Linked DNA regions of Homo sapiens: region 1 is linked to region 2. A link is a loop called in an ENCODE intact Hi-C map of the cell type or tissue named here. Cell type or tissue: B cell. All regions are shown on one strand. Links, peaks and the distances in the headings refer to the core of each region. The heading gives the core; the rest is flanking DNA. Region 1 has its middle 29 kb from the start of MIR129-1. Region 2 has its middle 27 kb from the start of MIR593.

What was found. Peaks named below come from ENCODE experiments on the same cell type or tissue, not always from the same donor. Only the 100,000 strongest peaks of a DNase experiment are listed, where the experiment ranks them.
Region 1: a loop joins it to region 2, with 6 times the contacts of the local background. A loop is called at or near these places in 2 of 110 quality-filtered maps.

The regions. Positions count from the first base shown.
Region 1 is chr7:128,177,441-128,180,349 of GRCh38, reverse strand. No RefSeq gene overlaps it. Among named protein-coding and RNA genes, the nearest start is that of MIR129-1, 29 kb to the left of the region's middle. In B cell, for the core only: no CTCF peak of the experiment used is centred there; a DNase peak (open chromatin) is centred at 1,549; H3K27me3 peaks cover 439 bases.
Region 2 is chr7:128,107,401-128,110,309 of GRCh38, reverse strand. No RefSeq gene overlaps it. Among named protein-coding and RNA genes, the nearest start is that of MIR593, 27 kb to the right of the region's middle. RefSeq lists an enhancer at 1,838-1,917. In B cell, for the core only: no CTCF peak of the experiment used is centred there; a DNase peak (open chromatin) is centred at 1,329; H3K4me3 peaks cover 1,550 bases; H3K27ac peaks cover 2,000 bases.

The DNA.
Region 1 (2,909 bases), core at 317-2,816, 70 kb before region 2:
CAGTCAGAGGTGGGAGATGCTCAATGACAGGTTCAGCTCCTTGTGTGCGATCCCTTTCTAACAGCCAGCTCCCTGATGATGGGACAGATGACCTGGAGAGGGGATGAGTTCCCTGCCCTGAAGATATTCAAGCAGAGCTGGGCAGCCAGTTGTTAGAGCTGCTATAGAGAGAATTCAACTCACCGAGTGAGAGATTGTAACGAGATCCTTTTATAACCGCCAGAATAAAAACACCCTCTTTTATAGCAAATATTTGATAATATCCTCTTATTATCCTGAAATAAAGTAACAGAGTAAAACCCTACTTTTTAAAAACTGACATATTTTTAAAAATCAATAGAATTCCCTAACTGATATATAAAACTAAAATGACATAATTTATAAGAATATGCTTTTCAACATGTAAACCTTCAGGCATGATTATGCATAATAGAATGAAATAATGACGTGCTTGCGTCTATATGTAGAATCATCATGAATGCATGTGATGCAAATGTAGACTGATACAGTGGTGTTGTTTTAATCACTCAATTACTGTTGGGAGCTTTGCCTTCAGAGATGTGATTTTCCAAAATGACACACAACTCTTAGTAAAGTTTTGACATACAATCTCTCGACTTTTCTGGAACTAACATTATGGCTACGTTTTTTTTGTTGTTAGAGACGGGGTCTTGCTATGTTCCCCAGGCAGGATTCAAATTCCTGGGCTCAAGCGATCCTCTCACCTCAGCCTTGCAAGTAGCTGGGATTACAGGCATACACCATGCTCAGTACTCCTTGATTTATATACAGAAACATTCCTAGACAATTAAACTGTTTCTGTTAACCATAGTTCACAGAGAGTCTGGACACGTTTTTACTGCTTGGCAAGGCATTCAGAAGCCATGGGAGGATAGGCACAATAGCTCATGCCTGTAATCCCAGTGCTTTGGGAGGCAGAGGTGGGGAGACTGCTTGAGGCCGGGAGTTTGAGACCAGCCTGGGCAGCATAGCAAGACCTCATCTCTACAAAAAAAAGAAAAAATTAGTTGGGTATGGTGGCATCTGTCTGTAGTTCCAGCTACCCAGGAGGTCGAGACAGGAAGATGGCTTGAGCCTGTGAGTTTGAGGTTATAGTGAGCTATGATGGTGCCACTGCACTCCAGCCTGAGTAACAGAGCCAGACCCTGTCTCTCAATAAATAAATAAAGAAGTAAATAAAGCCATGGGAGTAAGGGACAGAATTTGCTGTGCAGGATTGAATTGTGCATTGCACAAGGCCAGGCATACCTGGCCTATACCTACTAAATATGGGGAGCATTCTTCTAATTGTTGTGCCATTTTAGACATATCCCCACATATGTCCAAAATGCCTATAGGGGTCACCACTGCCTGAGAACCACTGGACTAGTTGTTCACTAAGGTCTCTTCCAACCCCGGGATCCCCGGATTCCTTCAGGAGCTGGAGAGTCAACCCTGGGGCAGGTGAGCCTGCTGGTCTCCATTCTCTACAGCCGTCTGGGCTGGAGGCTGCCTCTGGGGACACAGAGAAGAAGCTGCCTCTGGGGACACAGAGCAGAAGCTGCCTCTGGGGACACAGAGCAGAAGCTGCCTCTGGGGACATCTGTGGGGCTTCCTCCTTCCAAACAGAACTAGCCCAGCTGAGGGACCAGCAGCCCATTAGCCAACATCCCCCAGGAAGAAGGTTCATTGAGTGGGGGTGACTGCCCCTGCATTTGACCTTCCTGAGACAAAGGGCAGGGAAATTTGACCCTGAATATGGTGGCGCCAGTGGTGCTCTCACAGCACCCTTGTCCTTCCTTTCTTGCCCTTTAGTTTGCCTAATCCCCAAACTTGAGGGAAACCACCCACCTTCATTCTGCTCACCTCCTGAGCCTCTGTAGCTGGAAAAAATACAATGCAATGCAGGCTGCTGGGGCCACTGCAGACAGGGGCCCCATCTCCCACCTCTGTCCCACTCCGCAGAGGCCCAGCCACCGACTCAGGCCGCCCAGCCCAGCATTTCCTCCCAGCTGTCAGCAGACGCCTTTGTGCCTTGTCAGAGAACACTGATGGGAACAACGTCCATCTCCCTCTGCTTTCCAAGATTCATTCCTCTATGTGCTCTGAATCCCATCTACTCCCAGCGCCTGGAGATGCAGCTCTGTAGTTACCTTCTCTCCCTCTGCATCTTTAACCACTTAACTTTTTCCTCTTAGCTCAGAAACTGGCTAATGGCCTCATTATCAAACCCCATTGCTAGTCCCCATCTCCTGCTTACATTCTCTGCAGCACTTTACTCCACAGTCATGCTCTTCCTCCTGAATGTGTTTTTGTTTCCAGGAGTTCTGTTTCCTCTTCTGATCCGTTCTTTCAAGTTTTGTCTTCGCTGGCTCCTTCCCACTCTCCAACCTCCCTCCCCACTTCTCCTTTTCTTCTTCCTCCAATCCACCTTTGAATAATGTGGTCCCAGTGTCTGTTCTCCTCTCCCTTTCCCACCCTAAGTTACTCCACTCACTCCTATGGCTTCAGCAGCCCCCTGGATGCTGCTGACACCCTGATCTACTTCCAGCCTCGGCTTCTCAGCTCCAGTCCTGAATTCACAATTTCCTGCTCCACCTGTCCAGGCTCGCTCTGCCTCCAGAGTTCTGTTTTTTGTTTGTTTGTTTGTTTGTTTGTTTGTTTGAGATGGAGTTTCACTCTGTCGCCCAGGCTGGAGTGCAGTGGCGCAATCTTGGCTCACTGCAACCTCCGCCTCCTGGGTTCAAGCAATTCTCCTGCCTCAGCCTCCTGAGTTGCTGGGATTACAGGCAAGCGCCACCACGCCCAGCTAATTTTTGTATTTTTAGTAGAGATGGGGTTTCACCATGTTGGCCAGGCTGGTCTTGAACTCCTAACCTCGTGATCCACTCGCCTTGGCCTCCCAAAGT
Region 2 (2,909 bases), core at 223-2,722:
TCATAGGCTGAGTATGTACGTCACCTCAGGACCACTGTGATAATTGTGTTAATTGTACAAATTGATTGTAAAACATGTGTGTTTGAACAATATGAAATCAGTGCACCTTGAAAATGAACAGAATAACAGCGATTTTAGGGAACAAGGGAAGACATCCATAAGGTCTGACTGCCTGAGGGGTAGGGCAAAAAGAGCCATATTTTTCTTCTTGCAGAGAGCCTATAAATGGACATGCAAGTAGGGAAGATATCACTAAATTCTTTTCCTAGCAAGGAATATTAATATTAATACCCTGGGGAAGGAATGCATTCCTGGGGGGAGTCTATAAACAGCCGCTCTGGGGACGTCTATCCTATGTGGTTGAGATAAGGACTGAGATATGCCCTGGTCTCCTGCAGTACCCTCAGGCTTACTAGGGTGGGGAAAAACCGGGCCCTGGTAAATCTGTGGTCAGACCAGCTCTCTGCTCTCGAACCCTGTTTTCTGTTGTTTAAGATGTTTATCAAGACAATATGTGCACTGCTGAAGACAGACCCTTATCAGTGGTTCTCCTTTTTGCCCTTTGAAGCATGTGATCTACTCCCTGTTCTTAGACACCCTCCCCTTTTGAAACCCTTAATAAAAAACTTGCTGGTTTGAGGTTCAGGTGGGCATCACGGTCCTACCGATATGTGATGTCGCCCCCGGCGGCCCAGCTGCAAAATTCCTCTCTTTGTACTCTCTCCTTATTTCTCAGCTGGCTGACACTTATGGAAAATAGAAAGAGCCTACGTTGAAATACTGGGGGCGGGTTCCCCCGATACAGAAGAGGCTTTAGCTCAAAGAAAGGAACCCCTGATGCTGGCAGCGAGACATATTTTTGGATTGAGGGGCTTTGTCAGAGCTCTGGATGTGTCGCGTATGTTGACCACATATACACAGCTGCTGCTGGGTCACCTCCAAGTGGCCCAGGCTGCCCTTTGCCCTACACTTGTTGGGACACAGGCCTTTGTCAACCCACCTGGGAACAGGTCTTGGTGGATCAGCGTCTCAGACAGGTCTAGCTAGGTCACATTGACATGCCTCGGGATCTATTTATTACCGTTTCCTCCTGTTTGCAAGATGAAACAACTCAGTAACACGCCTACCCAAGGTCACACACAGTACAGCTTCTTTGATGGAAGCCCAGGTGTGTTCTGTCTCTTGAGTCTAGGCTCTCTTCTTTTTATTTAGGGGGCTGTTTATCCTTTTTCAATGCCATTCCTCTCCTCTCCCTCTCCTTTCAAAAGCCAACCATTCTAAAGTGTTTTGGTTTGTAAGAGTGCAAAATGGTGTGTGTGTGTGTGCATGCGTATGCGTTTGTTGCCTGTGAGTGCTATTTTTAACCTATTTGAGTGGTTCAGAATTACAAATCTCACTTCTGTCTTCCTCTTTCTACTCAGCTCTGCTTTGAACTCTTGCATGCTCTATGTGAACCACAGTTTCCTTCCTGCTACTGAGTCCCATGGTTTGCTTCTGTTGCATCTTACCCAACCAGTCTCCCTGGAGTGGGCCCTCCATCTCCCACCACCTCAAGGAATATTGCTATAGATGTCCTACCCCGTCCTTTTATGAGAGCATGTGAGGAATTTGCGGGGGGTACATGTCAAAAAGAGACATGCAGAACCTCAGGGTGGGCATGTTCCGCACTTGCGTCAGGACTGCCATCTCACCTGCCTCCAACCCATCTACATGGCCTCATGGAATTCTTTTCCACTGTATCATGCAGGCTCCCTAGCTGTGAAACAGAGCACAGTGTCATGTAAGATTGTCAAAGCTGACACTGAGTATAGGTTGTGGTGAGCCAAAAATGTGCGATGAGAAAACCTACAAAGTTGCACTATAGAGACATAAAAATTACAGCCATTGGTGTACTGTTCTATTTTTGCCAAATGACCAGATTGTTTGATCATTCCCAATCTGTGCCTATGCTGGCAGGCTCCCGTTTGCACATCCAGATTGGCCCTCCACCCTGCTCTCTGCCCTGCAGGCAGATCTGACTGGGTGGCACCAGCAGACTCCCTCCATCTCTGGCTTCTGGTTGGTGATGGCTATGGAGAGGCACTGGCAGGGGACGAGGGAGCAGTATGGAGAGGCGCTGGCAGGGGACGAGGGAGCAGTATGGAGAGGCGCTGGCAGGGGACGAGGGAGCAGTATGGAGAGGCGCTGGCAGGGGACGAGGGAGCAGTATGGAGAGGCGCTGGCAGGGGACGAGGGAGCAGTATGGAGAGGCGCTGGCAGGGGACGAGGGAGCAGTATGGAGAGGCGCTGGCAGGGGACGAGGGAGCAGTATGGAGAGGCGCTGGCAGGGGACGAGGGAGCAGTATGGAGAGGCGCTGGCAGGGGACGAGGGAGCAGTATGGAGAGGCGCTGGCAGGGGACGAGGGAGCAGTATGGAGAGGTGCTGGCAGGGGTGAGGGAGCAGTATGGAGAGGTGCTGGCAGGGGTGAGGGAGCAGTATGGAGAGGCATTGGCAGGGGTGAGGGAGCATTATGGAGAGGCGCTGGCAGGGGATGAGGGAGCGCTGGCAGGGGATGAGGGAGCAGTATGGAGAGGCACTGGCAGGGGTGAGGGAGCAGTATGGAGAGGCACTGGCAGGGGTGAGGGAGCAGTATGGAGAGGCGCTGGCAGGGGACGAGGGAGCAGTATGGAGAGGCGCTGGCAGGGGACGAGGGAGCAGTATGGAGAGGCGCTGGCAGGGGACGAGGGAGCAGTATGGAGAGGCGCTGGCAGGGGCGAGGGAGCAGTATGGAGAGGCGCTGGCAGGGGTAAGGGAGCAGGAGAGGAGAGCAGGGCTTTACTCCCCTGGCTCCTTTCTCCCCTCAAAACGTGTCTCATTCACTTAGGCCTTCTTTGCTCAACTTTTCAGGTGACAGCAAGCCAGGTCAGCT